Regions from separate parts of the Homo sapiens genome. Here region 2 is linked to region 1. Evidence: chromatin loops called from intact Hi-C (ENCODE). Cell type or tissue: ascending aorta. All regions are shown on one strand. Links, peaks and the distances in the headings refer to the core of each region. The heading gives the core; the rest is flanking DNA.

Region 1 (16,508 bases), core at 3,537-11,536:
TGATCTTGAACTCCTGACCTTAAGCAACCCATCCCCCACCCGCAAAGTATTGAGATTACAGGGTGTGAACTGCCACTTTGTTTTTCTTTTGTTATAGGAATGTCAGTCACAGAACCTTCTGATGGGTGAGGAAAGGCATCACACCTTTCCCCCACACCCTACAGCAGCTAGAGCCGTGCTTATGTCTGTCTCTTCCACTAGAATGAATGCTTGTAAAGGCAAAGGTTTTGTTTGAAGAAGTCCCCAGTGCCCAGGACTATGTCTGTGTAGAGCAGAGCTCAGTAAACACTTGCCAAGTGGCTGTGTCTCCCACTAGAATGTCAGCTCCTGAGGGCAGAGACTGTGTCTGTCCTGTTCACATGCAGCCCCAGTGCCCAGCACACAGCATGTACCCAGTAAAACCCTGTCACCGTACAGGTGGATAAATTCAGGCCCAGAAGGAAGGAAGGACTTGTCCAAGGCCCTCCCCTGAGGGCAGCAGAGCCAGGACCAGTACCCAGCTCTCCAGCGGCCCCTCCTTTCCCCATCCCGGAGCACACAAGAGCCCAGGCTCTTTGTTCACTGAGTAAACACAGTTTATTACTGAACTGCACTTTCACCTTCACACAGACTATTTCAAAGAGCTGGAACAAGTGTGGGGTGGGGGTTGGGGGAGGGGCAGATGCCCCTCAGGAGCCAGGACCCTCGGCCAGCTTCCCTGGACCAGGGCAGGGGAGGGAGCATCAGGCCGTCCAATCTCCGGGCACCAGCTCTCCACGTGCACGCGCACTGCAAGCCAGCAGCTCCTCACACATAAATACAGACACGCTTAACAAAAATAGTATATCATCTTCACAAGGAATAAAAACTAGTCTCAAATATGTACAGCAGAGAGCCCGGGGTGGCTGGGACCCCTGGGGATGAGACAGGCCAAGGGTGGAGCAGAAGAGAGAGGGAGGCCTGAAGAGCTCCTGGCCAGGCCACTCTGGCCTTGGCAGCCTGGCTGCCCAGGCTGGACAGGCATGGGGCACAGATCTGCCTGGCCAGGCAGGACTGGCCCTTCTAGTCAGCCCTACCCCACCCCATGCAGCAGGCTCTCCTTCCTGCCCTTCCTGCCTGAGGTAGGGAAGACCCTGGGGCTCCCATAGCTGTTCCTGATAGCTCCCTTTCACCTCAGGGCTGAGTCCCCTGAACCCACCATGAGGAGCAGCCCAAGGCAAAGATGCCACAGGCTGCTCTTGTAGGAAGTGAGGCAGCTGAGGCCATAAACAGCTCTGGGGCATCTGTCTTGGGCCCAGTTGGTCCCTCAGTATGGTCATGGGAGCCAGGGAGGGGAAGGGACTAGGGTGGTGCTGAACTGCAAGGGCCACCCTAGCTTTGGCATGGGGTGCTTCCTGTAGCTATAGCCCCCTCCCTCCTGGGTGGGGCTGGCCTCTAGCCAGAGGCTTCTGGAGGACATTTGGACTGGGAGTGAGGACTCTAGCCAGTCCAGAGGTGAGGAGGGAGTCCTGGTCCTTGCATCTTTATCCCAAGCAGCCTGAATCCCTAGTCAAAAGTGGCCCCTAAATGGCTCTTAGGGGGTAGGGATGGAAGGAAAGGGAACCCAGGTTAGTGTGGGGAGAGTGGGGGGAAAATGATCAATTCTGAGGCCACAAACATCAAAACAAAGGCAATCTAGTCTCCTTTCTGGGGAAGAGGTTCTGAAAACTTTCAAGCTCCCTGGCAGAAAAACATTTTCAGGGAGGCTAAGGGGTAAGGGTTGCACCAATCAGGTAGGGCCCTCCTGCCCCCAGCCACAAACCCTTCCATACCTGCCAGCCTCCTTTGGACAGATTTTGTGGAAATTTTGTGAATTCTGAGGCCAAGGGAACTGAGGTGTGGGGGTCTCACAGAAGTGTGATAAATTCTAGAAAACTAGCTGCAAGGGACCAGATCTGGGCCCAACCCTGTGATGGGCAGGTGGGCATGGGCTGCATGTAGTGGTTCTCCTGGTGGCAATGGCGGCTGGACGGAGGATGTGGTGGAGCAGAGAAGGGGGTGGGAGGGTAGAGTGGATGGTCAGTGTCTGGTCATTTCCGACTGAAGAGTGAGCCCAGCAGAACCACGCCGGCCACAGTCATGCCCGTCAGGAACCAGCGGTTGAAGCGTTCCTGGCCCTTTCGGCTCTCGGCTGCTGCATTGTTCCCATAGAGTTCCACAAAAGTATCCTGCAGGGAGAGAGAAGGAAGGTGCAGTTTTAGTCCTCAGAGAGTGATGTAGGTGGGTGGGGAAAGGGGCCATCTGCATGCTATGGCCTTGGTGATGTGAAAAACTGTAGCCATCTGTGCCCACTCTGGGCCAGGTAAAGGGCTAAGGGTGGTCCTCTTTCTTGACCCTCCATTGGTGATAATCAAACCATGTTACTGCTGAGAAACAGGTAGAGAGGAGGAAAGTGCCCTGTCTGAGGTAAGTCAAGAAGTAGCACTTACTCCAGAATCCAAGGTGGGAACGAGATGGGCAGGGTCAGGGAACTGATGGAAGCCAGGTGGCTGGAGCAGAGTGCAGGAGAGGAGGGCATGGGGGAGATGATGGTGCAGGGGTGAGCAAGAGCCAGACCATACGTGGCCTGGAAGCCGCAAGGAGCCTAGAGTTGAGTCTGAGGGTAGTGTGGAGTGTGGAGCCACTAGGCCTCAGATTTTCTACTGCTGCACCAGAGGGAGGGATAAGGAAGCCCAGGGCTAAATCCCCAGGGTCATTTGAGGCCAATTCAGGGGTAGAATGGGTCCTGGGACTTCAGCCAGAGGCTCCTCCCTCTGGAGGGAGCCTCTGGTGGGCAGGTTGGTGACAAGAAGAGCAGGGCAGAGGAGAGAGGGTAACAATGATGCAGGACTGACAGGCCTCCATCACGGGGTCTGTGAGGCCTTGTCCCGGACATCCTCCACTGCAGGGGGTGTGACTCTGGGCCCAGGAGGTTGTGATCAACAGCCCTCTGCCCTGAATCTAAGTCAGAAGGGAAGCACATGACAGGGGGAAGGAGGAGCTGTGGGCTAAATTACCCAGCCCAGGGTGCAGCAGCCTGTGGGGCAGGGAGAAGGACGCTTAGAACATAACTTTTATGAGTAAGCGTAGTACCCAATTTGTCCTTTAATCCTCCCAACAATTCTGCAATGCAGGCTGTCTCTCCCCATTTACAGGCCAAGAAGCTGTGCCTCTGAGGGTCCAGGGACTGGATCAAGGTCACCCAGCTGTGTCAGTGGTGGAGCCAGAATCTAAAACTGGCATCTGGCACCTAGAAATATGTAAGAAAGAAGTAAGTTCCAGGCTGGGTGCGGTGGCTCATGCCTATAATCCCAGCACTTTGGGAGGCTGAGGTGGGTGGATTGCCTGAGGTCAGGAGTTCGAGACCAGCCTGGCCAACATGGTGAAACCCTGTCTCTACTAAAAATACAAAAATTAGCCGGGTGTGGTGGCACGCACCTGTAATCCCAGTTACTCAGGAGGCTGAGGCACGAGAATTGTTTGAACCCGGGAGACGGAGGTTGCAGTGAGCAGAAATCGCACCACAGCACTCCAGTCTGGGTGACAGAGACTCCGTTCAAAAAAAAAAAAGGAAGTACCATAGTACCGTGTGTGTGTGTGTGTGTGTGTGTGTGTGTAAAATGAATGAGTTACTGGCTGGTTCTTGCCTCTCTACCAAGACCTCTGCCACACTGGGCCTACATTTCCAACCAGTCCCAAATGGCCGAGTGGCTGCTCCCTCAAGACAGGCATGCCATCTCCAGTTGGCCTCAGGTCTCACCTATCAATTTGCTCACTTGTGACCCCTGCCGTGGCCCACTTCCAGTCTTGACAACCCCCTCAGTCCATGCTCCACACAGAGCTTTCTAAGAACACTGGAAGCCCTCCAGCAGCATTCTCCTGCACTTAGAAGGGCAGCATCATTTATTTTTGTATCCCTGGTACCTAGCAAAATGCCATGTGCACTGAGCTGCTAATTTGACTGAAGGAATCCTCAACATTAAGGCAGTAGAGAGCAGTGACCCATGAATCTCAGCCCTTGCAGAAGCACACTCCATTCAGTCACTCCAAGTTCTCAACCTTCCCAGGGCTTCCATCACACCTGAAATAAAGTCCCCACTCCTTACTCTGGCCAGCAAGGTCTAGTGGGATCTGGCTCCAACACTTTCTGGCCTCCTCCCCACCCCTGTCCCCTGAACTTCACTCCAGTCCCACTGGCCTCCTTGCTGTTCCTCCAACGTCTCCTGCCGCAGGAGTCTGCTGTTCCTGCTTGCCTGGAGCACCTGACCCCAGGTCGTCGCCTGCCTCACTCCCTCATTTCACAACCATGACTCCCCTCAAATGTCACCTCCTAGGGGAGGCCTTCCCTGACTGCCTTGTCTAAAACAGTACACCACCCCCGTCTCTCTCTGCCTGTCCCCTTACCTTCCTTGATTTTTCTTCTCAGTTTTTTTTTTTTTTGAGACACAGTTTTATTCTGTCCCCCAGGCTGGAGTGCAGTGGCACAAACTGGGCTCACAGCAACCTTTGCTTCCTGGGTACAAGCGATTCTCCTGAGTAGCTGGGATTACAGACATGTGCCACCATGCCCAGCTAATTTTTATATTTTTAGTAGAGATAAGGTTTTGCCATATTGGCCAGGCTGGTCTCAAACTCCTGACCTCAAGTGATCCGCCCACGGCCTCCCAAAGTGCTGGGATTACAGGCACGAGCCACCATATCTGGCCTTTTTTTTTTTTTTTTTGGAGACAGAGTTTTACCCTTGTTGCCCAGGCTGGAGTACAATGGCGCGATCTCAGCTCACTGCAACCTCCGCCTCCCAGGTTCAAGCGATTCTCCTGCCTCAGCCTCCCAAGTAGCTGGGATTACAGGCGCGTGCCACCACACCTGGCTAATTTTGTATTTTTAGTAGAGACGGGGTTTCTCCACGTTGGGTCAGGCTGGTTTCAAACTCCTGACCTCAGGTGATCTGCTCACCTCGGCCTCCCAAAGTGCTGGGATTACAGGCATGAGCCACCATGCCCAGCCACCATTTTTTTTTTCTTGTTTTTAAAAGATGTGCCCAGACTGACTTTGAACTCCTGGACTCAAGCAATCTTCCTGCCTCAGCCTCCTGATTACAGGAACTACACTACACAGAATGACCACCATGCCAGCTTTTCTTCTCAGTGCTTTATTTTTTAATTTTTAAATTTTTGTGACAGTGTCTCACTCTGTTACTCAGGTTAGACTGTAGTGGCGCAATCATGGCTCACTGCAGCCTTGACCTCCTGGGCTCAGATGATCCTCCTGCCCCAGCCTCCTGAGTAGCTGCCACACTACAGGCACACACCACCATGCCTGGCTAATATTTCTAAATTTTTTGTAGAGACAGGGTCTCACTTTGTTGCCTAGGCTGGTCTCAAACTCCTGGGCTCAAGGGATCCTTCTGCCTCAGCCTCCCAAGTGCTGAGATTACAGGCGTGAGCCACCATGCCCGGCCTCACCACCTCACCACATTTTTCCCCCATTAAGCTGTACTTCTCATAACTAGATTCTGTACTTTGTTTTTGTTGTGATGTGTCTTCCATACTAGATGTGTCTTTTTTTTTTTTTAGACGAAGACTTGCTCTGTCACCTAGGCTGGAGTGCAGTGGTGCAATCTTGGCTCACTGCAACCTCCGCCTCCCGGGTTCAAGCCATTCTCCTGCCTCAGCCCCCCGAGTAGCGCCTGCCACCACGCCTAGCTAATTTTTGTATTTTTAGTAGAGATGGGGTTTCACCATGTTAACCAGGCTGGTCTCAAACTCCTGACCTCAAGTGATCTGCCCTCTTCAGCCCCAAAGTGCTGGGATTATAGGCGTGAGCCACTGCCCTCGGCCTATACTAGATGTGTCTTGATGAGGGCAGAGGTCCTGTCTCGTTCCTATACACCCAGTGCTCAGAACAGTGTCTTGCTCTGTAAATACATGAGAATACATGAGTTAACAAATGTATTGCATGTCTACTACATGTCAGGCATTGGTATCCCATTTCATCTTCATCAGAATCCTGAGATGTAGATTTGAGCCACATTTCACAAATAAGATGCCTGATATTTAAAGCAGGGAACACTCAGCAAACAGATAGCAGAGTCGGGATCAAACTGCAAGACTGCCTAGCTTCAAAGGGAGGGCTGCTATGTCAGGACACTTCCCTGAAGTTGGAGGCTGGAGGGACCTGTCCTGTCAGTAGTGCTGAAAGGATGGATTTCCAGGAGAAGGAATGTGGGAGCAGGGTTGAGGTGGAGGATCTGGGGAAAGGAGGGCACTAGGGCCGTGGCTATGCTTCCCTGTCTCCCTCTCCATCCTAGCTAGCCTCTGCGGGTCTTGGCAGACAAAAATATTCTTACAGGAGGTTTGATTTTGTTGCTCCCAAGTACACCCAGGTGGAGTCACAAAATAGGCTTATCTGTGATGGGGGAGAGTTCCACACTATGAAGAGCATAGGAGAAGGCCCTGGTTATCCCAAGAGGCCAAATGTCTCTCAAGAAACCAGGGACACTGGGGTTGCAGCCAAAATGGGAGAGGCCTGGCTCCCTTGATGGGAACTTTCCTGAAGTAGACGGCTGGCAGCCACAGGAAATTTTCAGCTCTGGGGCTGGGTTGGAGTAAACAGGCGCTGTCCCCACAAGGGCACAAAGCATTCACTGTCCAGAAACAGTCATTCCTGGGTGGAGGGAACATTCTCATTTCAGTGCCATAGAAACATTCTCATTTCACCTGCCCCAGCTTCCACTCATGTGTTCCTGGTCATGACAACCTTCATTTCCATTTCAGCTTCTTTTCCTGGGGAAGGGGAGTAGTATTTCCAAGGGGTGTGGATTCTAAGGATTGCTTTTGCGGAGACAGCATGAGCAAAATGGGGCGTGCTGTTCCAGGGCGGGTGCTGGAGAGGCGGTGGCGTGGGTATATTTAGCCCATGGTTCACACGACACACTTGGAAATAAACAGAGCCATTTTCTCAGCAGGCGGCTGCTCTGGATAAATAAACAGGATTGCAGAGCAGCCCTGGTCTGGAAAAGCAGAGATAAGCCCCTACTGCACCTTGGGTGGCTCCCACTGGTTTTAACCAGGCTGGCATGGTAGGCAGGGGATGAGGTTTAAGAGTGGGTTGTAGGGAGGTCTCTGATGTCACAAAGGTTTCTAGGAGACCCAGGCCCAAGGGCCTGTCTGCATCCTCTGCTTGAGTTAAGAGGAAAGTGGGGTAGCTGACTTCCATGTGGGGGTTTGTAGGGCCACTGGCGACAGGCAATGGCTAATGACCTCCACAGGAGAGTCATGGATTCCTAGCCAGGTAGGCCCATGAAGTCAGCAAGGCCAACCCACCTGCCCATTCTACGTTTCCACTGCTGGTTTGTAGTAGAGCCTACACTAGAAAACTGGGTCTCCTGACTTGGCCCCTAGGAGATGCCCAGGCTAGTATCACTTTCAAGGTCCTTCTTCCAATACTTCAAGAGGCTTCAACAGTCCTGGCCACCCACTTGGAATGGCCCCACACTACATACTCCTGAGTGCTTCAGGCCCTGGTGCCTTTGCCAACACTGTCCTTTAACTGGTCACTCCATATCTTCCTCAGTTAACCAACCCCTACTAAGCCTATAGGACTCCATTTTGGAGTCCCCTCTTCCCTGCTCATCCCTCCCCAACCTCTGGGATGAATGTCTCCTTTCTGTTCCCAGACTCCTTGGACTTCTGTTTATACCAGGGGTATGCACTGAGGCTGGCATTGGAGACTCAGCCGTGAGCAAGGCTTCCATGGAGCTTATGTTCTAGTCCATTCTCAATGGTGGTAAGATCACCTCCAATGGCGTGAAGTGAAGCATTCTTAGACATTACAGTGATTTGTGGCTCTCCACAGGGCCACAGCACATAAGGAGATATAGAGTATATAGTATATATAGTATATAGGTATTGCCCTCCCATGAAATTTGAATACCTCAGCTATACTATACTATATATACCATATATATACACACAATATGTAGTATATATAGTACTGTATATACTATATATATACTTTACATATACTATATATTATATATTATACATATCTATATCTATATATACTATATATAGTATAGTATAGCTGAGGTATTCAAATTTCATGGGAGGGCAATTAGGACAAAAAAATCTGAAAAAGACTCCTTGCAGGGGTGGATGATAAAAAAAAAAGGTTGAGAAACCCTGTCTTACTGGGAAGCAGAGAGGATAACAAGAAAAAAAAAAGATAATTTTAGAGATGATAGGGTTTTAAGTCCTGGGGAGGTGACAGAGAATATCTGGGGGAGCCGGGCACAATGACTCATACCTGTAATCCCAGCACTTTGGGAGGCCGAGGCAGGCAGATCACCTGAGGTCAGGAGTTCAAGACCAGCCTGACCAACATGGTGAAACCCTGTCTCTACCAAAAATACAAAATTAGCTGGGTGTGGTGGCAGGCATCTGTAATCCCAGCTACCTGGGAGGCTGAGGCAGGAGGACTGCTTGAACCCAGGAGATGGAGGTTGCAGTGAGCCAAGATCACATTATTGTACTCCAGTCTGGGCAACAAGAGCAAAACCCTGTCTCAAAAAAAAAAAAAAGCCTGTTTTAGCAGAGGTAATAAGTGCAAAGGCCCTGAGGTGGGAGGGAGAGGAGGGGTGTTCCTGGGTTGATGGCCTCTGTGTGCCTGGTTTCCCCCAACAGTCTGGGGGCTCAGTGCAGGCAGGGACCAAGTCTGGCCCAGGACCTACTCAGACAGGCACAGACTGACTTCAGCTAGATCTCTGCCCAGAGGCAGCCAACTGAACGATGCAGGTCACCTTGTAGGTGCCTGTGACCCTGTAGAAGTCAGGTGAAAAGGTTGGCATGATGCCCTGAGGAAAGGGGCCCAAGTGCCAGAGGACCAGCCAGAGGCTGAAGTATAGTCCCTACTTGAATCTGATCTTTTAGTTCCCATCCTGGCTTCACTGCCCACATTTCCTTCTTTTTTTTTTTCTTGTAAATTTTTGGAGAGATGGAGTCTCACTACATTGCCCAGGGTGGTTTCAAACTCCTGGCCTCATCCTCCTACCTTGGTCTTCCAAAGTACTGGGATTATAGGCATGAGCAACTGTGCCCACCCTTCCCACTTCTTCCAAGTAGTGTGACTTTGAGCAGGTTACTTCACCTCTCTGGTCCATGGTGTCCTTGCTTTTTTTTTTTTTTTTTTTTTGAGATAGCCTCTCACTCTGTTGCCCAGGCTGGAGTGCAGTGGCATGATCTTGGCTCACTGCAACCTCAGCCTCCCAGGTTCAAGCAATTCTTCTGCCTTAGTCTCCCAAGTTGCCTGGGATTACAGGCACCCGCCACCACACCTGGCTAATTTTTTGTAATTTTAGTAGAGGTGGGGTTCCACTATGTTGGCCAGGCTGGTCTGGAACTCCTGACCTCAGGTGATCCACCTTCCTTGGCCTCCCAAAGTGCTAGGATTAAAGACATGAGCCACCGCACCCAGCCCTTACTTGTTAACAGTAATAAAATACTTTAGGAGCTGAGGCAGGAGGATTGCTTGAGCCCAGGAGTCTGAGACCAGCCTGGGCAACACAGGAGGACCCTGTCTCTACAAAAAAATTAAAAAAAAAAAAAAAATTAGCTGGGTGTGGTGGTATGCATCTATGGTCTCAGCAACTCAGGATGCTGAGGAGGATCTTTGAGCCTGGGAGGTCAGGGCTGCATTGAATCATGTTTGGGGCCACTGTACTCCAGCCTGGGCAACAGAGTGAGACCCTGTCTCAAAAAAACAAAAGATAAAAGCAAAGAAACAAAAAACTATTATTATGACAGCTGACCATTACCAAACATTTCAGTGTTTCACCTGTGCTGGGCACTGAGCTATAAAGCAGTCTATGCACACTAGGCCATATTTCCCAATTACATGTACAATCATCATATTCACTTGAGAGATTATTTTTTGTCCTGTCTCCCCCACTTGACTGTGTGTGGCTCTGTCACCTGTATCTCTAGAACCTGGTGTGCTATACTTGGAACACAGCAGATGCCATTCTAAATAAATCTATTTTAGAAGAACAAATGAATGCTTTCATTTGATCCTCATAACATTTATCAATAGCCCCATTTTACATATGTGAAAATGGAGGCTCCAGAATTTACCCAAGATCCCTATCTAGGAAGTGGCAAGAGTAGGATCTGTCTGAGTTCTGGCCTCACACCATTCTTTTTCTTTTAATCTATCCAAGATAGTACTTCATTCACACTCATTCTGATGTCCAATCTTGCCATCTTAGACCCTGCTATCTCTACCCACAGAAAACCTGACTTCCTTAGTGACTTCAGCAGCAGCGCACACTTCCTGAGCACATACTCTGTAAGGTACTCTTCTTGGTTTTTTTGTAGATTAGTTCATTAGTTGTCTCTACACTCTGTCAGTGGGTACTACCATTAACCCATATAGCTGATGGATATGTGGCCCACAGATGATCTGTGAATTGCTCAAGGCCATGTAGTGAGCTGGTGACCTAACTGGGATGCCTACACCAGCAATCTGGTTCAGTGCCTTTACTCCTAACGTTGATGCAGTACTCTGCTCAGTTTCTAAAGGACAATCATGGGCCAGGTCCATGTACTTCTGTGGCTGAGGAAGGCCTTCATTCTAAGTCCAGGTAACCTGAGGCTCAGAGATACTGAGACCTAGCTAAAGTGGATAAGTGGCAGCTAGCTGTGATGGCTCACACCTGTAATCCCAGCATCTTTGAGAGTTCAAGGTGGGCAGACTGTTTGAGCTCAGGAGTTCGAGACCAGCCAGGGCAATATGGTGGGACCCCCATCTCTATAAGAAAAATCTTAGAAATTTAGCTGAGTGTGTTGGCATGCACCTATAGTCCCAGCTACTCAGGAGACTGAAGTGGGAGAATTGCTTGAGGCTGGGAGGTTGAAACTGCAGTGAGCTGTGACAGCACCACTGCACTCCAGCCAGGGCGACAGAATGAGACCCCGTCTCAAAAAAAAAAAAAAAAAAAGGGAAGCCATTTTTAAGCCCCAGTATGTTTGGCAGCAAACCCCATATTCTGAGCCAGGGCCATGGCCCTGGGTCTGTCAAGGAGGGTAAAGTAGCCTGAGGCCATCAGCTGAATGAATAAGCACTGGCTCCTGCCAGCTGAGGGGAACTGGTGCCACAGGAAAAGGATGTGACGAAGACCAGGAGGGAAAGTGAAACCCTTCCGTCCTGGCTTCAGTGAGGAACAAGCATGCCTGTGCCAGACGAACCCTTCCTTCCTCTTGGGTGACTCTGGAGGGCCCAGGCCCATTGCTTCCTTCCTGCTTGGTTATTTCAGGAAAGAGGTAGGTGGAGAAGAGGAAGAGGCTACTAGCAGCCAGGAAAAGTGCCAGGGACACCAGAACTGTACCTTGTTCTGTCCTTCTCACATCCCTGCATTGGCAGGCTGTGAGTCACCTGCAGAGTCACCTTATGCTCCTGGCCTCAGTTTCCCTGAGGGAGAGGCTGATAAATGTGTGCTGAATAGACAAACATGGCCTTGCTAGAAGATCGCTGGGAGATGGTAGGAAGGGGGTAGGGCAAACGGAGAGGCCTTATCACTCTTTTGGCAGGGAGTTGCAGGCGGAGACTCGGAAGAAGTGAGGTTTGTGGTTGGAATCCACTTCCTCTGGTTTTCCCAGGGGAGCTGTTGGCTCCCGAGATGTGAGAAGAACATGGCCTTTCTCCTCTCCCCCACGGAAACATAGGCCTGGAGGTGGGCAACTTGGAGAAGCAGCTCAGTGGAGGCAGGGCAAAGAGAGGGGTGGCAAGACTGTGTTGGGGTCAACACCTCAGTCCAGCCGGCCCAGGTATGGGTGGGTGCCACAGCAAGCCTTTTGGCTTCTGAGCCTCAGTTTCTCCTGCCTTGACCTCCCTAGCAGTAGTGGTGAGATCAGGGGGTGTCATAGAGGGCTCAAGCCATCTGGGCTATAGGGAATATTTGGTGGTATCCTCACAACAAACTTCATGTTTATCTTCCTCCAACTCTGACCTGTTCAATTCAGCTGCCAGCCTCTCCTCCTCCACCTCCTCCCCCACCATTAGTTCTAAGAAGCTGTGCCTGACAGATGCACTTGCATTTCTCAGAAAAGGAAGCGGTTGTGCCGGGAGGAGATAACACCTCCGCTGGGGAATCGAGAAAGCTATCAGGCCTAGCAGTGCGAGTGTGGGCTCTCCATCTCTCTGGCTCAGAACCAGGGTGATGGGCTTGGGGGCAAAGAGAGAGAATTCAGAAAAGCATTTACTGGGGGCAGAGATGCTCATTTGGGGGCTCATAACCTCCTTCCCTGGAACCGATGGAGATAAAACAGCTGATGTTTACTAAGTACCAGGCATGGTGCTAAGTGCTTCGTGTGTAAAGAATTTGCTTAATCCTCACAATAATCCCACCGAGTACATGCTGTTATTACTCTCCAGCTTACAGATGAGGAAACAGAGGCAGAGAGGATAAATCACCCTCCCAAGGTCACAGAGGCCACAAGTGGTAGAGTTGGGATTTGAATACAGGCAGTCTGTCTCCAGAGTCCAAACATTTAACTGTTCCTGGGTGGCTGCTATGTGCTCATATAGGCTCATCCCCTGGGATTCCGATGCCTCCCGTCATCTCAACTCTCTCATTTCAACCCTGGTGACTCCCTATTCTTTCGTAAGTAGATGGCCACAGCCCTCCATTCTTCTCCCAGTGTCCAGGGTGAGAAAAACCAATACTCACCCTTGGAACAGAGTCGGAGACTCCAGGGACCTTACAGCATGCCCATCCAACCTTCCATGTAATACTCAAGCTCACCACGAACACCCCCATTTCACAGACAGGGTTCAGAAGGGTGGAGTGCTGAAGTCCCACAGTGGGTCTGTTTCATTCTGATGGTCCACACCCATGGGAGTTGGTAGTCATCTCGAGGGCATTCTCTCCTTATGCACTTATGGAGAGCTCCCTCCTTCCTGGGTGGGACATTTCATCTTCGGACAGCCCCGTTGGAAAACTCTTCCCTGTCAGGGAGCTGATGCTCGTCTCCCTCTGTCTCCCTTGACTGGCTGGTCTTAGTTCTGCTCTCTCTCCGCTGCTGCTCTCCTGCTCTCCTCCAAGTATCAGTTGTCTCATTTGTGAAATGGAAGTGCTATCTGGATAAAGGCAATTAATTTCTACTTCTCTACCAAGCTGGGCTGCCAGAGCACAGAGCAGGCAGAGAACCAATAAGTCTTGCAAACTAGATTAAGATATTTTGCTTTTGACCTCATCTGTAAAATGCGGATTAAAAAAATCCTTATTTAATTTTTTTTTTTTTTTTTGAGACAGAGTCTCACTCTGTCGCCCAGGCTGGAGTGCAGTGGCACAATCTTGGCTCACTGCAACCTCTGCCTCCCACGTTCAAGTGATTCTTCTGCCTCAGCCTCCCAAGTAATTGGGACTACAGGCATGCACCACCATGCCTGGCTAATTTTTTTGTATTTTTAGTAGAGACTGGATTTCACCATGTTGGTCAGGCTGGTCTCAAACTCCTGACCTCAAATGATCCACCCACCTCGGCCCCCCAAAGTGCTGAGATTACAGGCGTCAGCCACTGCATCTGGCCCAAAATGTCCTTATTTCAAAAGAATACCATGAGGATTCAAATTAATACATGTAAAGGTCTTAGAATTGTGCATGGCACATAGTTAACTTTGAGTAAATGTCTGGTTTATTGTTCTTACTAGTAGACCATGGCTCAGCTTGTGTCTCGGAGCCTTCTCTATGGCTTACAAGGGCCTGCAGGGTTTTCTCAGCTTCACCTAGGGCCAGGCTGCTTCATTCCTCACATGCCATGTTCTGTTCAGACTCAGGACCTTTGCCCACACTGGTGCTTCTACCAAGCTCTGTCCCACTTATCTCTGAGGTCTTAATCCACAGGTCACTTTCTCAAGGAGCCTAGCTGCTCACTTCTTCCCCCATCTGACCATGGGCTCTGTCCCCTAGGCCTTGCCCAGTGCTGGGTCCAGAGAAGGTGCTGAAGAGTCTGGCTGAGTGTTGGACAGAGAGGAGGGAAGAGAAGAAAGGCCAGTTCCCACTCTCTTCATCCCTTTCCTCACTGCCTGGCAAAACTAGAAAGAGGCCCCAATATAGCAGGTGATTATGCAAGGTGTCCAGTATTCTCCAGACACTTTCTCTCAGGATAAGGAAAGGGGACAGGAAGCTTATGGGAAAGTTCTAGAAAAGGCATCTTTTGCACTGTGCTGAGGCAACAGGCAGGAATGGGGTAGCAATCTCCAAAAACTAGGACTTCTTTCTGAGGTCTTTGACCCCAAGTGCTCCATAGTCCAAAGCAGCTTCTCCTTCCTCCTCTCCACCCAAAGCTATGGCGACTCCCTTGTCTGATGCAGATCAGTGCTGGATGCTGTGGGGAAGAGAGTACTGGGCTGACAGTCAGTGGATGTGGATTTTGTTTCCCAGTTCCATCGCTGATTTGCAGGTGAGTCCTTTCCCCTGCCTGAGACTCTGGGAAAGTATGGGCCTTTCCCCAACTGTCAAATGAAGTGGGAATCATCTCAAAGGGCTCCGTCTAGGGCTACAGCATAAGGAGAATGAAAGTAACTCATGCAGACAGATGAGTGACTACCAGGGTTCTCTCTCTCAGGGGTATCCAAAAGATCCAGTAATTAGTGTGTAAATTGAGAAGCAACATTCTGAAGTAGGAGAACTTGTTGCCACAAAGGAGTCTGATCCTTCTCCACCTCAAAGCCCGCTGGGCATTGCTCTGAACCTGCAGGATTCCAGGGGAAGAGAGCAATAGGCACATCTATGACCAGGCAGACTCCTGGGCAAGGCTAGATCTTTCCACGCTCTAGCTCCTGTGGCCTCGACCTCTTCACCCCAGCACCGCCTCCAACTAGTCCAGACAAGTCCCAAGTATTTTCAGCCACCTTTATCTGATCAGAAATGTTTGGAATTCCACAGCAGAAGGCAACAGCTCTGGAGGATTTGGGGAAGGGAGCAAATCCCTGCAACACCCTTCTCTCCCCACTGTACAGATGAATGCTCACACCCCATGTAACCAAAAACTCAGGGCTGAAGGCACCCACGGTGTTGCATTTCCTTCTATTCTGTGATGTGATGGAACTGGGAAACAAAACCCACATCCACTGACTGTCAGCCTCATACTCTTCTCTGCAGCATCCAACATTGATCTGCACCAGACAAGGGAGTGGGTTCCTTCTTGTTTTCTACCCTATTCATTTCTGCCCCAGTCCATTACCCCTTTAAGGTGCAGAACAGTAAGATGCCTGAGATGGTGAGAAGAGGGCTAGGGTACTTTGCCTGATGTCGAGGGAGGGGGCACCCAGAGGTGTGCTGTTCACAGTCAATACCCAGAGCACCACCACCAGGAGGCCTGGAAGCAACTCACTGTCCCACTTGATGTGGCCTGTGGACCACCAGAAATTTCAGAGCGTCACAGAGATGTGTGGTTCGATCCTGAGCAGGTAAGAAACTGAGGCCCAGAGGAAGTGAAGGGATACCTCCAAGGCTTCATACAGGGACAGAGCACAGCCTGGTCTCAGGCCTCCCTACCCTGGAGTGAGACAGTGTGGCTTCCAACCCTAGTTCTGTGACTACCTGGTTGCAGGACCTGGAGCAAGACACTTTCCCCCTCCAAGCCTGGTGTTCCGGCTGCAAAATGAAAACAGCTGTACTTACTTCACAGGCCTAGCAGCAGAGTTCAATGGTCCATGGTAAGCGTTCTGTAAATGTTAGCTGCTGCTGCTGCTGTTGTTATTATTATCGTTATTAATTGAGACGAAGTCTCACTCTGTCTCTGTCGCCCAGGCTGGAGTGCAGTGGTGTGATCTCTGCTCACTGCAACCTCTGCCTCCTGGGTTCAAGCGATTCTTGTGCCTCAGCCTCCTGAGTAGCTGGGATTATAGGCATGTGCCACCACACTAATTTTTGTATTTTTGCAGGCTAATTTTTGTATTTTTAGTGGAAATGGGGTTTCGCTATGTTGGCCAGGCTGGTCTCGTACTCCTGGCCTCAAGTGATCTGCCTGCCTCAGCCTCCCAAAGTGCTGGGATTATAGGCATGAGCCACTGCACCCAGCCTGTTTTTTTATAGCTAAAAAATCAGTGGCTCCATTTGTGCTTCTCATAGTGTCTCTCTTATTTGTAGCTATAAACAAACAAAAAGTAACAGCTAGTATTTGCTGAACTAATATTTACTGTTTGAATTCTCAAAATCTTGCAAGTAGGTGCTGTTCCCATTTTACCAATGAGGAAACTAAAATTCAGCGAAGTGATGAGACTTTGCCTGAGGCCCCTGGTTACTAGTGAGGGCATTCAACTTCACAGCATGTTAAATTTACCAGTGCAACAGGATACATGAAGAGATTTTACTAAGACCTTCTTTCCTTCACCCTTTCACCTACCCAATATTTACTGAGAATCTGCTATTCTTAGGCCTTCGAAGTCAGAGATGACTTTAAGTACATGGAAGTAGCATTCCCCCCTGGTTCCCTGGGTGCCTTGAGGGG
Region 2 (16,508 bases), core at 2,938-10,937, 140 kb after region 1:
TAGTCCCAGCATTAATTGACAAAGCAAGATGGTGTTTCTCACAGTATGATTTGCAGATCCTGGTCCTCCTGAACCCCCATAAACTGATGCGTGAAGAGTGGAGAATGAAGGGGTGTCCTGGAACCAATTCTCCACGGATACTGAGGGATGACTGTGTATACCTTAGCACTGTTCTAGTCTCTGGGAATACGTCAATGAACAAAAAAAAAGACCTTGCCTTCATGGAGCTAACATTTTAGTAGGAGAGAGAGACAGTAAGCAAATAATTTAAGCTCTTGTGTAAGGTGACAGACGTGCTGACTGCTATGTGAATAGATGGGTTGGGAGTCGGGGGCATGTGAAATTGTAATTGGGAAGGCGAGGAGGTTCTCGGCTGTTGTGCAGGTGAGAGCTGACAGTGACTTGGGTTAGGGTGGTAGCAGTGGCAGAGAGGAGAAGTGGTTGGGTTCTGAATGTGTTTTAAAGTTGTAACTAACAAGACTTCCTAACAGATTGGATTTGGAGAGTGAAAGAAAGGTGGGCACCTTTCTTTCTTATAGAGGGCACCCAGGTGTCAGCCCCAAACAGAGACAGGGTCCATCCCTTGTACTGTGAGAAATCCAGTTCTACCCTAGTCCTTTTATTTCTTGTGGGTTCACAGCAGCATTCATTTTTTTTCTGATTTCCTCTTGTTTTTTTCCACTTCTGCTTATCTCTTGATCTCTGTGTCTGTTCTTTGTAGATTTTCTCTCTACTGGTATCAGCATTTCTCCTCTATCACTATCATTCATGTATTTCCATCTGGAATCATTTTTTCATATACCTTGTCTGGTTTTGTTCGTTGTTGTTTCAGGCAGGGGAATAAATCCGGCCCTCAGATTGAGGGTTTTGGGAGTGTTACTGAGAATTATGGATGTGAGGGATCCTTCTGCCCCATTTGCTCCATTCTGGATAATCCCCTGTGCAAACTCATGTCAGTGGTAATAAGTGACAGTCTGTTAGAGGCCACAAAGAGGAGTTACATTACTTTAGAGAAAGTAGCTTAACACTGAGATGTCAACATTCAGTGCCTCTTGCTTCCCAAAATTTCTCAGTTTCCCAGGGGCAATCTTTTCCTCCACCACATGGTCTCTTGCCTAGTACTGAGCCCTCTTTTTCTGGACCACCGCACATCACCTTCATTTTTCTAGCACACTCTCCCATTTTTCCCAGAAACTCAAACTTTCTGCTTGCATTTTACAGAAAAATTATTTTATTCATCCCTTCAGGCCATGTGCTAATAGGAGCATCATCTTTCCACACTCAGGTCACTCAGGAATTTTCCTAAATAAAGAACATATCCTGAGATAAGAATTTACTGAATTTTAAGAATTTAGCTGCTACTTTTTGCTCGCCTTTTTTTTTTTTTTTTTTTGGGAGATCTCGCTCTGTCACCCAGGCTGGACTGCAGTGGCACTGTCTTGGCTCACTGCAACCTCTGCCTCCAAGCGATTCTCCTGCCTCAGCCTCCTGAGTAGCTGGGATTACAGGCACATGCCACCACACCAAGCTAATTTTTGTATTTTTAGTAGAGACGGGATTTCGCCATTTTGTCCAGGCTGGTCTCGAGCTCCTGACCTCAAGGGATCTGCCCACCTCAGCCTCCCAAAGTGCTGGGATTACAAGTGTGAGCCACCATGCCTGGCCTTTGCTTGGCTATTTTGCAAAGCTCCTAGCACATACACACATGCAGATTGTCAGAATTCCTGGGAATTCTGGGAAATCTGGGAAGCATGCTGCTTTGTTTTCAGTGCATTTTTAACTTGGCCATGATTTCCTATTGCTGATATTTTTTTTTTTTTGAAACGGGGTTTTGCTGTTGTCACCCAGGCTGGAGTGCAGTGGCGTGTTGTCAGCTCACTGCAACCTCTGCCTTGCAGGTTCAAGCAATTCTGCCTCAGCCTCCCGAGTAGCTGGGATTACAGGCATGCACCTGGCTAATTTTGTATTTTTAGTAGAGAGGGGGTTTCTCCATGTTGGTCAGGCTGGTCTTGAACTCCCGATCTCAGGTGATCTGCCTGACTCGGCCTCCCAAAGTGCTGGGATTACAGGCGTGAGCCACAACGCCCAGCGATATTCTTGTACTAATTAATATATGTATAAGATTACTGCTCACTCTTAGCTTTGGTTGATTGTTTTGTCCTGTGTAATTGCTTGGTTACCATTTTGATTGTTTTATTCCTTACCAGGTCTTTTTTCTAGAGTCTTGTCCCTGGGAAGTGGAGCCAGCATGGTAGACAGAACAAAGTTGCAGTTGCTCCAGCATTTAACAGAGATGAGACCTGGACACGAATAATCGTAACACAAGATGGGATGTGATTCAGTAATGTGAGACAGAGTGCTGTGGGAGTTTAGGGATTGTTTTTGAAAGTGAGGTTGCAGTTTGTAAAGGTTTTTTTTTTTTTTTTTAAAGTAAAATTTGCAAAAGTAGTACTGCCTTTTGGAAACAAGTAAAATGCTACTAACTGTATGAAATAAAACACGAAAGTCTCCTTCCTTCCCCTACTCCCACGTCCCAGTGTAACCCATGGTTCGCAATAGGATTCTTCCAGAATGTTTTCTCTGAGCACACACATAGAGCATTTTTTTTAAAAGAAATAAGATAGTAGTAGCATTATGCATTTTTAAAAATTTTAATTTGTTCTTTAAAAGGTTATACATTCACATAGTTCTGAATTGAAAAGATACAAACGTAGAGTCTTCCTCCTGCCTTTTCTTCCCAACTGCTCAGCTCCCCTCCCCAGAGATAGTGCTGCCAGTTTCTTAAGTTCCCTTGCAGAGACTGTTTCTTCCTATACATACTCCTACCTACCCTCCTTCTCTTATTTTTTTACACAAATAGCATCATACTTTACACTCTGTACCTTGGTTTTTTCATACATGTTGTGCATTTTAAAGATGTAGTTCAGGTGCCACCTCAGGCATGTCCTGGCTTCCTTCCTGACAAGTATGAAGCCTCTTATGACAATCTAGTGACATGGAGGCAGACCTGCATGATGTCCTGGGTTTGTGACCTGAGGTCCCAAGGACTAGAGGGCAAGGTAGCAGCACCTGGTCCTCATCTCCTCCTGGCTTAATTGAGCTTTGGGGGCTTGCGTATTGTCTTGAGTGTTTGGTTGAACCTGTATATCCTGTTGGATCAATCTTGATATTGCTTCCTTTTCATTTCTCTCGATGAAGGCCGTCTTACTGAATCTTGTCTGCTGGGGAAGTTCCTCATTGCTGAGAGCAGCAGTTAAAAAAGCTGTTAGCCACGTGGCTGGGCTCCTATTTCTGCAGAGGCAGGCTGAGTTACAGCTTGGTGGTGTGGATCCAGGTAGGAATTGGTCAACATTCTGAATCCTGAGCTGCCATCTGCCTCGTAGCCTGCTGGGATGCTCAGTTTAGACAACATATAAAGTTTCCTGGATACGGGACAAACCCAGGCCTATGGAAAGAGCAGGAAGGTTAAAGTGTGTGGTACTTTGGGCAATGACGAAGGCGTAACCAGGGAGCTGACATGTTTGCTCCAAAGCCAAGAATTCCAGGACAATTTGTTATCCAGCTGAAGCCAGTGTAGTTGCTACAAAAAAGCCTGGGGACAAAAGCATGCTTTTTACTTGTTTCCCTGTCTTCTTGCACACCTACTCTATTTTCTAAAGCTGTAGTAAAGGTTGCTGACATTGGAAATGTTTGATGATTTTTGCTATTCTCCTCGTAAATGAATAAGAGTCTGGGCTCAGGCCAAACCATGGCTCTATGTGCTGAAAGTATCAGCTTCCTGAAACAGCTTCACAAATGCTGACATTTCACTCAGACCAGGAGGGTCAGGGGAAAGGCCTAAGCAAGTACTAGGTTTTATCATGAAAGAATGATTTCAACAGACTAAACCTGGTCTGATGGCATCAAATGCCCTTCCCCCACCTTTTTTTTTTTTTTTTTTTAAAGCATTATTGGTCAGAGAGGAAATAGAAACTTGGGCTGTCAGATCTGAAGAGACCCACATAGCATGGGACTGGTGTCCCAGAACATTGCAGGTGTGTGAATGCATGAAGAGTTGCATCCAAGTGCTATTGCCCAGCTTGTTTGGGCACTGATGGTCTCAGGTCTTCTTTCAGGAGCAAGGGTGGGAGACATTTCCAGTGGGTCAAGATACTAGTCAGTGGTCATAACTTGTAATGTGAAAAGCAGTCTGGGGCAGCCTTATTTAAGCTTGCTTAGTGGTGAAGAGAGAGGAGAAGGCTGTAGCCTTGCACTGACGCACCTCTATCACCATACTCAGGGACACTCTGTGACACAGATGAGTGGGGTTTTTTTTTTTCTTTTGTAAAACTTTGGTTTTATACATAGTAGAGCTTTTCTCTCTCTCTCTCTCTATATATATATATATGTGTGTGTGTGTGTGTGTGTGTATGTATATATATATATGTATATGTATATATATAGTATTCTTTTCTTTTTCTTTCTTTTTTGAGACGGAGTTTCCCTCTGTTGCCCAGGCTGGAGTGCAGTGGCATGATCTCAGCTCACTGCAACCTCCGCCTTCCGGGTTCAAACAATTCTCCTGCCTCAGCCTCCTGAGTAGCTGAGATTACAGGCACGCACCACCACGCCTGGCTAATTTTTGTGTTTTTAGTGCAGATGAGGTTTTACCATGTTGGTCAGGCTGGTCTTGAACTCCTGACATCGTGATCCACCCGCCTCGGCCTCCCAAAGTGCTGGGATTACAGGCGTGAGCCACAGCACCCAGCTGGTATTATTTTTCATTTAGCATAATAGTAACTCATTTTTCCTGTATTATTGCATACTTTGTAAATACCAATTTTAACAGCAGGATGCTATTCCATTGTTCTGAGTTTGCTTCTCCACATTGAAAGTGCTTATTTTACAAAGGATTTTTCTTAGCTCTATTTGCAGGACAGAATTGTCTGCATTTGCTTCCCCCTAACACATCATGTTTGTCTCTAAACTTTATTATTATTATTGTTTACTAGTCATCTTTTATTTGGAGGTTTATTTTCATTTGGATAAAAAGATTCAGCAATGATCACATTCCTCATGGAGGGATTCTGGGCCAAGGAGGTTATGGTCAAGAGTGCGGAGTGTGCTCTCCACACTGGCCCCTCTTCGGTGGTTCTTATGTTTGAGCTCCTTATAAGAAAGGCAGTGGCCAAAAGGCACGTAAGCTGCCAGCACCATGGAAACCCTGGTGACACTCCCTTTTTTCATGTTGTCATGCTTGTTGTATTTAATAGTATCTGTGGTAACCTCTTTGAAACGCTTCAACAATGCCTTTGGTGGTAAAATCAGTATCCAGCTTGGCAGCTCTACTAATATGACATCCATGAATGAGTTTCTTCTTCATTGGTATGACTGATGCCATTGTGGAGTCCTGGTGTCTGCTGTCTCTAAACTTTAAATGGTGGTTCTCAAACCACTTACCAGTCTATGTTTGTAATTAAAATATAAGCTTGAAAGTGAATAGAAGCCCTTCCCAAAAGCATAGTTAATGACATTATCCTGGCTTGCACATTTGCTGAATGGAAAGCTCTTTTTGGCTGATATGATGTCAACATTACTAACACCCATGTCCAGAGACAACGTTCATTGGCATTTAACAAAGCCTTTCTGGAGATAATTCTAGTTATGTTCTTTAAAGTCTTGGGATGCCACATTTTCAAGTAGATTTGTTGTCTCTACTTTAGATCAGATTTGAAAGGAGAAAGCTCTTAGTCTTTCTTAACTCTACCAGGAGGTTGGGTGCGGTGGCTCACGCCTGTAATCCCAGCACTTTGGGAGGCCGAGGCAGGTGGATCACAAAGTCAGGAGTTTGAGACCAGCCTGACCAACATTGTGAAACCCTGTCTATACTAAAAATACAAAAATTAGCCAAGCGTGGTGACAGGCGCCTGTAATCCCAGCTACTCAGGAGGCTGCGGCAGGAGAATCGCTTGAACCTGGGAGGCGGAGGTTGCAGTGAGCCAAGATCATGCCACTGCACTCCAGCCTGGGCGACAGAGCAAGACTCCATCTAGAAAAACAAAACAAAGCAAAACAAAACAAAACAAAGACTCTACCTGGGGCTGTGATGTGTCTTTTGGGAAGAAGGGTGGGATTATAATCTCACTCCGGTTAGAGAAATGATGGGTAACCTTTAACAAGTTATTCCTCTTTTGGGGGCTTCAATTTCCACATCCGTCAAATAAGATTGAGCTGGAACAATTAATAAGGCTCCTTTCAGCTTAAATATTTTTAGATTTTTTTCTAGGCAGTTTTTTAAGCCAAACCAGCCCTACTTTTATATTTATATGTCTTCTATAGCCAGTTGTTCAATCCCTGCAAGAGAGCAAGCTCTCCTGTCCCTGGGTTTCCATGTGGACTTCAACGAAGTATGTTGGAGACCAGTGTTCTATCTTGTTGAGGACTTTCCAAGGGTTGTTCTGGAAACGGAAATCTAGCCCAGATCACTCCAGGGGACTAATCCCTGAATAATTCTGTCCCCTTGACACGCACACATATTTTCTGATGTTTTTCTTGACCTTGGAACTGGTTAAAGACTGCATAGAATGTTCAGTGAATTCTTGCAGACTGCCACAAAGAAGTCCTTCCCATCCAAGATATGATTTCCCCCCCAAGATTGAGATTATTTTGGAAGTAATCCTTCTATTGTTGGAGGCAGTTTAAGGATGTCACCATAAAATGGACTTTACCTTGTTCTTTTTCTGTTTCTCTCCGTTGCGATTCAGTTTTTACGTGTTCATGGACAAGGAGACCTGGGTTATTTTTGGATAACTGGCACAGGGTTCAAGAGAAATACAGAATTATTTCATGGAATAAACCCTAGATTGGGAACTGGGAGAGCTGCTCTCGCTTTGTGACTTTGAACATGTTGTTTATATTCTCTGGGTCTCAGTCTCCTCATAGAAGTTAGAATGATCTTGCTAGAAAGGACCCTTCCTCTAGCACAGTGGAGGGGAATTTCTCTCCCGCCTTACCATGCCCCAAAGGCACTGTGGGCAGCAATGGTGACTGTTACCCACCCAGCTAGCCAGTGTGACTCAGAGTGGCCGTGCTTGAGTCACATATTCAGTGTTGTCAGTGGCTGTGTCACCAAGGATTGCCAGAGGCCTTTGCTATTTTCCCACAGCTAACAACCTGACAGGATAGGGTCAGCAGCTTCTAGTTAACAGCTGGCCAAAAGAAGCAGGGAGACATCTCTGCAGGGGAGGAGGTTCATGGGAGTTTGTTCAAGCAAGAGAGGCTTTTTCTCTCTTGGTAGTTTGTTACTGCAGCAATAGAAAACGAATGGGGGAAGCAACACAGAGCACACAGTCACTCAGGAGCTGGGAGGGGTTGCCAGTGCGCCTCCCCTTCATGAAACCACTTCACTTTTTTTTTTTTTTGAGATAGAGTCTCGCTCTGTCGCCCAGGCTGGAGTGCAGTGGTGTCATCTCGGCTCACTGCACCCTCCATCTCTTGGGTTCAAGCAATTCTCCTGCCTCAGCTTCCCGGGTAGCTGGGATTACAGGTGCCTGCCACCAGGCCCGGCTAATTTTTTTTGTATTTTTAGTAGAGACAGGGTTTCACCATGTCGGCCAGGTTGGTCTCAAGCTCCCAAAGTGCTGGGATTACAGGCGTGAGCCACCGCGCCAGGCCAGAGCTTCACTTTTTGTGCATCTCTCTCTCCTTGGAACATTTGCTGTACTGATGACTGGGTCTCAGTGTTCTGTGTTTCCCCACATACACCACAACGCTACTCTTGTGAGCTACTCAGAGGCCTAAGCATCTTGGCCTGTGGGACTTTTATTCTCTAAGACAGTGGTCCTCAGAGTGTGGTCTGTGGCCCAGCAGCAACAGCATCATCAGGGACTAGAAATGCAAATTCTTTATTCCCACACTAGACCTACTGAGTCAGGCACGCTGAGGGTGGGGCCCAGCAACGTATATTTTAACAAGCACTCCAGGGGACAGTGATGCGTGCCTAAGTGTGAGGACCACTGTGCCAGGAGAGGGACCTGCAAATCCTGACAGACAACAGGTCTCCTAATGCAGGTACCCATGGGCCAAGGAGCCAGCAGCCACTCTCCTGTGACCTTAGTGCCCAGCCAGTCAAGAGCCTGTCTCAGGGTGAGAACATCTTCCTCCCTTCCACAGCCCCTTGAGGGGTCACCTTTGTACAGTCTGACTGAGTTAGACACGGGAGAGCTGCTGAGCTTGTTGAGTGGATGTTTTATCTCCTTAGCCAAGACTCCATTCCCAGAATGAAGACGGAGGGAAGAATGCTTTTCCATATGTTCTTCCAACAAGTCATATGACAGATGAGGAAACCGAGGCTCAGAGTTTAAGTTACTCATCCAAAGTCATGCTGCTAATAAATGGCAGAGTCAGAATTTGGACCCACGTCCATCTGCCCTCCAGTGTCCTTTCTACCGCAGCAACTTGCATCCCTTGACCAGAGCCAGCTCCAGGAGGATAGGGCCTGGCTTTTTCTGGATTTGAGCTGGAGCCCTCACTGAACTCTTGACCTTGCTGTGGGAACCTCCAGCTAAGCTTCTCAGACACTGGGAGGCAGGTCCTCTCCTTGCTTTCACCCTGTCAGCACAGCGGGCATCTCGGACCATGCTGGATCCCGTCAGGGATGTGGCAGCTGCCAGTCAGTTAAGTCACAAGCCTCAGCAGGCCTGAATGATAGCCAAGGTGGTCACCGTGCCAAGTGGATTGCAGCCAGGAGGTGCCTTGCCTAGCCCACCCCTCATCCTTTATTTGGAGGCCCCTCACCATCTCAGGCAGGGTCTTCTTCCCCCAGCAGCTGCTCAGAGCTTGCCATGCACCCCCTGGTTCTTATGGTAGCCCAGTTTAGCAAACGGACCTGAAGTTTTATAAATAGCGCAATGGCAGGCTGGGAAGCTGTCCTGTGTAAGAGGACAGAACATGCATTCTCTGCTCCTCGAGCCATTTCCTGGGATCGGGTGATGGGAGTGACTTCTAGTGCAGATAAAGTCGAATTACTCTTATCTTCTAGGTCTATACTCCACACTTGGTCTTGCTTCTACTGTTTGGTATGTCTGTGGTTTCCCCCTACTGCTTCTGCCTTTATGTGATGGTGCTTCCAAGTCTGCTCCCGGGACGTTTCCTGTTCTTGGAACAGCTGCACCAGCCTGGGGTACCCTCCTGCTACTTGATCCTATAGGGAGGTGTCCAGTGGCTGTGGGCAATTTTCAGATGACCTTGTTCGTCTGACGTCATTAGATCGCTATTTTTGGCTTTGCTGTTTATGCTGCAGAAGTTGGGCTGGAATGGGAGAGGAGGAATGAAGGAGGGGCTGCTCTTGGTTTCCCATTGTTCCAGGGTCCTACCAAGTAGGTGCATTTATTCTTCCACATTTACAGAGCACCTACTGAATGTCAGGCCCTAGGGCAACCAAACTGATTCTTCACTCACTTATGAATTTATTTTTCAATGGGCATTGCTTTGTGGTACGGAGTAGTAATTAAATGTGAGGGCTCTGGAGCAAGAGAGTTTGGATTTAAATTCCAGCCCGCCATTTACTACCTCTGAAACTCCTCTGTGCCTCAGTTTCCTTTTGGAAATGGGAGTGATTATAGTATCTACCTCATAAGGTTGCTCTGAAGATTAAAAGAGTTAATATCTCTGTCTGACACATTGTAAATACACAATGAACGTTAGTGGCTATTACTACTAACCACAACAGCACCACGTATTGTACTAGGTACTTGGGATATGAAATTGAATGTGATGTAGTCTGCATCTGTTTTGCACTGGCATCTGGACTCCAAGGGTCTCAGATATTGGGATGGGGTACCCAGTCAACACCGTCAGAAAGAATACCTGCTGTGTGTACTATTTTTCCTACCTTATGTTGGAGGGCATTCAAGGGAAACAGAAATTGAAGTTTCTGGCTGGGCGCAGTGGCTCACGCCTATAATCCTAGCACTTTGGGATTATAGGGAGGCCAAGGTGGGTGGATTGCTTGAGGTCAGGAGTTTGAGAGCAGCCTGGCCAAAATGGTGAAACCCTGTTTCTACTAAAAATGCAAAAAATTAGCTGAGCATGGTAGTGTACAACTGTAATCCCAGCTACTCAGGAGGCTGAGGCAGAAGAATCACTTGAACCCAGGAGGTGGAGGTTGCAGTGAGCAGAGATTGCACGACTGTACTCCAGCCTGGGTAAAAGAGCAAGACTCCGGCTCAAAAAAAAAAAAAAAAAAAGAAACATACAAAAAAGAAAATGAAGTTCCTGTCCTAGGAAAGCCTTAGATCAGTGGCTCTTCACCCTGCCACACATCAGAATCTTTTGGAGAGATTTTTAAAAATACCAACATTCTGGGCCCCACTCCAAATGTTCTTAATTGGTCTGAGCTGAGGAGGGGCTCAGACTTCAAGAGTTGTAGAAACTCTCCAGGTGTTTTCAGTGTGCATCAGGGTTGAGAAGTGTGGCCCTGGGTTATAGGGATATGAATCCTGGAAGCTCTCCACTGACTGCACCAGGGTGACTGTCAGGACAGTGCCTCAAATCTGTTCCCTCTTCCAAGGCTCTCAGGATGCTTTCTAGAGAGCTGGCTCTCTGACTTGGTGGTTCTTGAACTTGGATGTGCATGAAAAATCACCTGAAATGCTGGTTTATAGACATTTCTGGGGCCTCATTCCAAGGAAGCTCCATTTTATTTTTTATTTTATTTTTATTTTTGAGACTTAGTCTTGCTCTATTGCCCAGGCTGGAGTGCAGTGGCATAAGCTTGGCTCACTGCAACCTCTGCTTCCTGGGTTCAAGTGATTTTCATGCCTCAGCCTCCCGAGTAGCTGGGATTACAGGTGCTCACCACCATGCCCGGCTAATTTTTATATTTTTAGTAGAGATGGTGTTTCATCATGTTGGCCAGGCTGGGCTTGAACTCCTGATCTCAAGTGATCCGCCTGCCTTGTCCTCCGAAAGTGCTGAGATTACAGGCATGAGCCACTTCGCCCAGCCAGGAGGCTTCATTTTAAACCAACTCTGGGGCTTAGTTACTGAGAAAGCCTTGCAGTAGCTGAATTGCGAGTTCTCTGAGGCCCTGAGCCAAGAAGTCCTTTCATGGTGTTTTATAGCTCTTACCATTTTCTCTCTGAAGAAATCTGTGTCCACGTTGATATATTTGGAATTACTTATTGATCTGATTAAGAGTTACAAGTCATTTCCAAAAAAGTTGGAAAATCTAGATGAATAAAGAATAAAAATAATCTCTATTTCTACGCCTGTAAATATGTCCATTTATATCCCTCCAGCCATCTTCTTTGTAAATATTTTGAACAAAAAGGATCCCGCTCTATGGCTGATTTTTATTTAATTTATTTATTGAGACAGGGGCCCACCCTGTCACCCAGGCCATAGTGCAGTGACACAATCATGGCTCACTGCAGCCTCAACCTCCTGGTGTCAAGCAATCCTTCTACCTCAGCCTCCTGAGTAGCTTGGGACCACAGGTGTGCACTGCCACGCCTGGCGAATTTTTAAATTTTTTTGCAGAGATGGGGTCTCACCATGTTGCGCAGGCTGGTCGTGAACTCCTGGGCTCAAGTGATCCTCCAGCCTCGGCCTCTTAACATGCTAGGATTACAGGCATGGTTGATTTTTATAGTCTTTTTTCACCTAAAATGTAATATGCAGTGATTCTATAGCTCTCCCCCAATTTCATCTCTGTGTCCTGAAAGTGACCAGTTTAGTCCTTGTCACAGTAGAGCCCCCAGTAATTAATCTTAGCAATAAAATTCTATAACTGTGGGATGGAACAGTGTGTCAATTGCGTTTTCGGAGAAACCTATGTCCAATTTGCACACAGAACGCCCACAGACCTCTGCTTACTAGCTTGGCTGGAAGGACAGGGTCTGCTGTAAGGACAGCAACCTTACCTAGGGCTTTTCCAGAGGCCTGAGAGGTCCTGCCAAGGCCCTGGGCTCAGGGGTCCAAGGTGGGAGAGGGCGAGAGAAAACAACGTGCTAATGCAGCCTTGAGTGGCTCTCAAACAGGAGCAGAGGGAAGGCTGTGAGGGGAGTTGGCTGCTCTCTTTGGAGTCAGAAAGGTTGTTGCTCAACTCTTTGGATTTTCCATCACAGCTGGGCAGGGAGAGGGTCAGACTGGGCATGACTTCTCCGAACAGGTCCTTTTAAAGCCTCTTGGCTGAACTGATTTCCTCTCCAGAGCCAAGGAAGCAGTGCCTGGGTGAAGTTAACCCCTTCACCCCCAACACATTCTTCCAGAGCTAGGTGAGCCTGGAAGCCTAGGCTCCTGGAAGGCAGAGCTACACAGGGCAAGAGGCCTAAGGAGCCGTGAACTCTGGCTGGAGAAACCTTCCCTCTGGCCTTGTTAAATCCAACAGGCATAATTGCATCCTGCTGACCTTAATTCCCCTGGCGGGTTTAATTGGTCTTGGCATTGCCCCACTTCCTGTCCTGCCCCTGTAGAGGCAAAGAGGGTGTCTGCACAGCTGGTGCAGGGCGGGGAAGCCCCTTCTTGAGGGTGGGCAGGGGCTCTGGCAGCCCCTAGGTGGGTGGAGGAAGTTTCCCCGTGCCCCACCCCTGTGCCTCCAAGGGAGTGCTGAGAAGCTTGGGGACTCCCAGGGAGCAGCTGGCTGGAGCAGGCAGTCCCGTAGATTCGGAACCAGGCCAGACTCTCATCCCAGTGGGAGGCACTGCAGGGGAGCTGGCGGGAACAGATGAACCCTCTACCTGGGGTGTCCACGACATTATCAGGCCCCCACAGTGCTGTAGGTACTGTGCCATTGGGCACTCTTTACATGTGTGCTGGCTAAATGCTCGCAGCCATGCTGTGAGAGGGAGGCAATGGGGCAGAGCAGTTATGAGCAGAGCCTTGGGTTAGATGGGTCCAATCCCAACTCTATGACTTTGCCCTGTGACTCAGTTTTCCTGTCACATCTGTGAAATGGGGATTAAAGAGCTGACATTTATACAGCACTCGCTATGCTCACACTCACTGTTGTAATGCTTTATCTACCTCCTGGGAGGCAGATGCTCTCCTTACGGATGAGGAAACAGGTGAAGACATTGTTCCAAGCTCACAGTTACTGGTCGCAGCGCTTCATTGACAGATCTCCTAATCACTGCATGGTAGGGAGTTGTAAGACTCGAAGGAAGGATACTCATGAAGCTGCTTACCCCAGGGCCTGGTCCATTTTAGAAAGAGTTCAATAAGAGTAATTATTTGGGAATAATAATTATAACAAAAGTAGCACTAATGCCCCTGAAGTTGTCCCAGGCTGGATTTTGGTCTCATTGGGAGGTGGCTCTGGATTTGAATGTGGGTAGTTTGAAGCCATTCACTAGCTGAGTGACTGTGGGGACAAGCCACTTCCCTCTGTGAGCATCAGTTTCCACACCTTTAAAATGGTGTAACATTGGCCCCTACAGTCCCTTCTGAGGATCCAGGGAGCTGGATCTTTGGCATAGTCTGGCCTGGCCGTTGGTGGGCACTCAATAAATGACTGGTATTGATAACCACAATAATAACAAGGAGATGCCAGCAAGGTCCAGCATAGGGAGGTAACAAACTCCAGTCTGGAGCCTTCTGGTTAATCAGTTATTTACTCATCAGACACTGATGGGCAAGTCCACTCTGTGCTGGGGATGTGTTTAGCCCCTGGCCTTCAGGGGGCTCCCAGACAGTGTCAACCAATGGTGGGATCAGCTGGGGCACTGTGGGGAGGCCAGAAGCAGGGGACCCAACATTCCAAATTAAACTAAAACATGCTCTGGGCCAGATAGAGGGCCAGGAGGTCCTAATGATCCGCATTAGGACAGGAAACATTTCAACCTTTTGAATGCTGCAAGATCCACAAAGGGGTTACTCAGCAGGGAGAAGGGGGCAAGGCACAGGCTGGGACATTTTAGGAAGGGAAGAGGGCTTTGGAGTTTGAAGAACGACATTCCAAGCTCAACTCCCTTCCTTGCTGAGTGACTTTGGGCAAGCTACTGATTCCTTTAACTCTCCTCGTCCTCATGCAGAAAATGAGATGAGCGCTCCCCACAGAGTTATCATCAAGATGATGCTTAAAGGCAAGATGGCTAAAACGAATGACAGGTGCTCAGCAAGTGGAAGCTCCCTTTCTGCAGGGGACCTGGGTTCAGAGCTCAGTTCAGCCCCTTCCAAGCTGTGACTTTGAGTAAATTACATAACCTCTCCATGCCTTGGTTTCCCCATCTCTCTAGTACCTACCGCACTGGGTTCTTCTGAAGACCATTTGGGTGGATCAACATGAGAGCATGCAGAGCGAGGCCAGGCACGTGGTCAGTACCGTATAGGCATCAGCTGTTACTTTTGCTTCCTGGAAGAGGCAGACTGTTAACTGGACCTTAAAGAAGAGAAATGGAGGAGAGGAGGACCGGGCCTGGAGAGGAGGGCCAGGCAGAGCAAAAGTAGTCAAGACTGGGGAAAGAGCTCCAACTATGGTTTTTACCAGCTTATACCAAAAACCCTTGACATTTGCTCACAAAACAAAACATCCCACTCATTTTGAATAGTAGCCTGTTCACATAGTTCATGGTTCAAACAGAAAAGTCAAAGTATATACAGTGATGTCTCCTTCCCACCCTTGGGGCCCAGTTCCTTGCTTATCCTACCAAATAAATTCTTATGTGCATAAAGTGAAATATATATTATTCATATATTATTCTCCCTTTTTTTTTTGCACAAATGGATAGCACACTCTACATGCTACTTTGCATCTTGCTTTTTTTATTCCCCCCACTTTGGTGGTCACTTTTTGTCAGTTCATTAACAGCTTCCTCAATCTTTTTTTACAGGTTCCTATTTCCCCACTGCTTAGAGGGGCTGCATTCTCCCTCCTTTCTCTCATCAAGCGTTTTTCCAATGGCTTCCCATTTGACAGAGGAGCCGAGGCCATGGAGTGAAGTGACTGGTTTGCTGCAGTCAGGACCTGAACCTGGATAACCACTCTACAGCTACTTCATTTTATCTTACTTTTTAAAATATAAAGACGGGGTCTTGTTATGTTGCCCAGGCCAGTCTCCAACTCCTGGCCTCGAGTGATCCTCCTGCCTCAGCTTCCCAAAGTGTTGGGATTACAGGTGTGAACCACTGCTTCTGGCCTCTACAGCTACTTCTAATGCACCCAGGTCTGGCCAGTTCTCAAGAGCCCCCTCTGAGAAAGGCTCTGGGTGATGGAAGGCTCCTTGGATCATAGCTGTCCTCATCCTATCTCGAACACCTCAGGCTAGAGTGCCCCTCGGGCCACCCCTGTAGTGGAGCATCCTTGAAAAGACTCTCTGCCAGCCCCCTTCTTCCATGTGGGTCATGGGTGAGAACTGGATGAGCTTGGGGGAGGGGCACAGAGCACTCTCCATCTCCCATGGCTACTCAGGGCAGCCTCCGTGTCCCCAGGAGCCCAAGAAAAGGACAGTTTCAAAAGAAAAAGCTTCCAGGCCTATGGACATGTTGAGAAAGTGCCCCCGAGACAATTTCTTACCCAAAGGTGACGCAAGCAGGTCCAGATGTCGAGGCACAGAGCTAGGCACTAGGGTCAGGGAGATTATCCCTGGGACTTTGTGGCTCTAGCCAGGTTCTGGGGAGCCCCAGGAGATGTGGCACACAGGTGGGCAGACCAGGGCTCAGCCTGGGCATACTCTTGCCCTTCAGGCCTGCCTGAGTACTCCCCTTCTTCCAGGCCCCCTCTGATCCTGTCCAAGTCAGGGATACTGAGCAAGGCCTGGGGAAAGGGCTGCTCCCCCAGCGTCCCAGATACCCCTCCCTTTTCTCGCTTGTTCCAACATCATTCTCCCCCCAGTCGGGCCATGGGAAGAATGCCGTGTCCTCTGAACTGGGGCCAAGAGTGACAGGTGGCGGCAGTCCCAGCTGCATGGCCCCTGGTGTAAGAGATCCTCTCCTCCGTCCCCGCCTCCACTGCCCACACCCCTGCCTCCGCCTCTGCCCACCCGGCCCAATCCCTTACAACTGCCCAGGACTGCTCCTGAGCAGCCGCTGGGAGACAGACGGCAACCAGGTTGCCCCTCTTTGCTCCAGGTACCTCTCTCCCCTCAGTTAGCAGGCCTCGGCTTCCTGTCTCACTGCAGCCAGACGAGAGGGGAAATTGGACAGCCTGACACACTCCACTCTTGTTTCTGCAGCTAGAAAGACTTGAGTTAGACAAGCAGCAGCACACGCCTCCCTACCTCATGGCGACAGAAAATGGAGCAGTTGAGCTGGGAATTCAGAACCCATCAACAGGTGCCAAGCTGGGGCAGGAGATGGAGGGAGGAGCTTGGGAAGGGGGGTTTTGAATCCAGGACTGGGCAGGTTCCTCAGTGGGAGTTCTGTGCCCCAGCCTTGTTTGCATGGTGCACGGGGGACCCAGAAATCAGAGGAATCTCTGGCTAGGGTTGGGCTGGGTCCAGGGCCTGTATGAAGCCCTTCCTGGAGAGACCAGGAAAATGTGAAGCCACCAGGGATGGCTGCTGGGGATGCACCTAAACAGTCAGGGCAAG

The links. Peaks named below come from ENCODE experiments on the same cell type or tissue, not always from the same donor. Only the 100,000 strongest peaks of a DNase experiment are listed, where the experiment ranks them.
Region 2: a loop joins it to region 1, with 8 times the contacts of the local background. A loop is called at or near these places in 8 of 110 quality-filtered maps.

Annotation. Positions count from the first base shown.
Region 1 is chr20:31,663,901-31,680,408 of GRCh38, forward strand. BCL2L1 (BCL2 like 1) reads right to left here. Exons shown (of 3, transcript NM_138578.3): 3 at 558-2,186. The coding sequence ends at 2,049. It overlaps BCL2L1-AS1 (BCL2L1 antisense RNA 1), which reads left to right and starts at 11,208. Exons shown (of 4, transcript NR_187576.1): 1 at 11,208-11,315; 2 at 14,368-14,456. LOC124904883 (a long non-coding RNA gene) reads left to right here and starts at 7,205. Exons shown (of 3, transcript XR_007067559.1): 1 at 7,205-7,290; 2 at 7,676-7,785; 3 at 10,284-10,347. RefSeq lists enhancers at 1-681, 9,835-13,179, 10,994-11,043, 11,064-11,113, 11,446-11,740 and 3 more and a cis regulatory region at 12,111-12,128. In ascending aorta, for the core only: no CTCF peak of the experiment used is centred there; DNase peaks (open chromatin) are centred at 6,541, 6,941 and 11,191; H3K4me3 peaks cover 1,745 bases; H3K27ac peaks cover 8,000 bases.
Region 2 is chr20:31,803,382-31,819,889 of GRCh38, forward strand. MYLK2 (myosin light chain kinase 2) reads left to right here and starts at 15,975. Exons shown (of 13, transcript NM_033118.4): 1 at 15,975-16,047; 2 at 16,152-16,251. The coding sequence starts at 16,200. It also overlaps the pseudogene ATP5MFP7. RefSeq lists enhancers at 12,303-13,105, 16,459-16,508. In ascending aorta, for the core only: no CTCF peak of the experiment used is centred there; a DNase peak (open chromatin) is centred at 7,080; H3K27ac peaks cover 6,820 bases.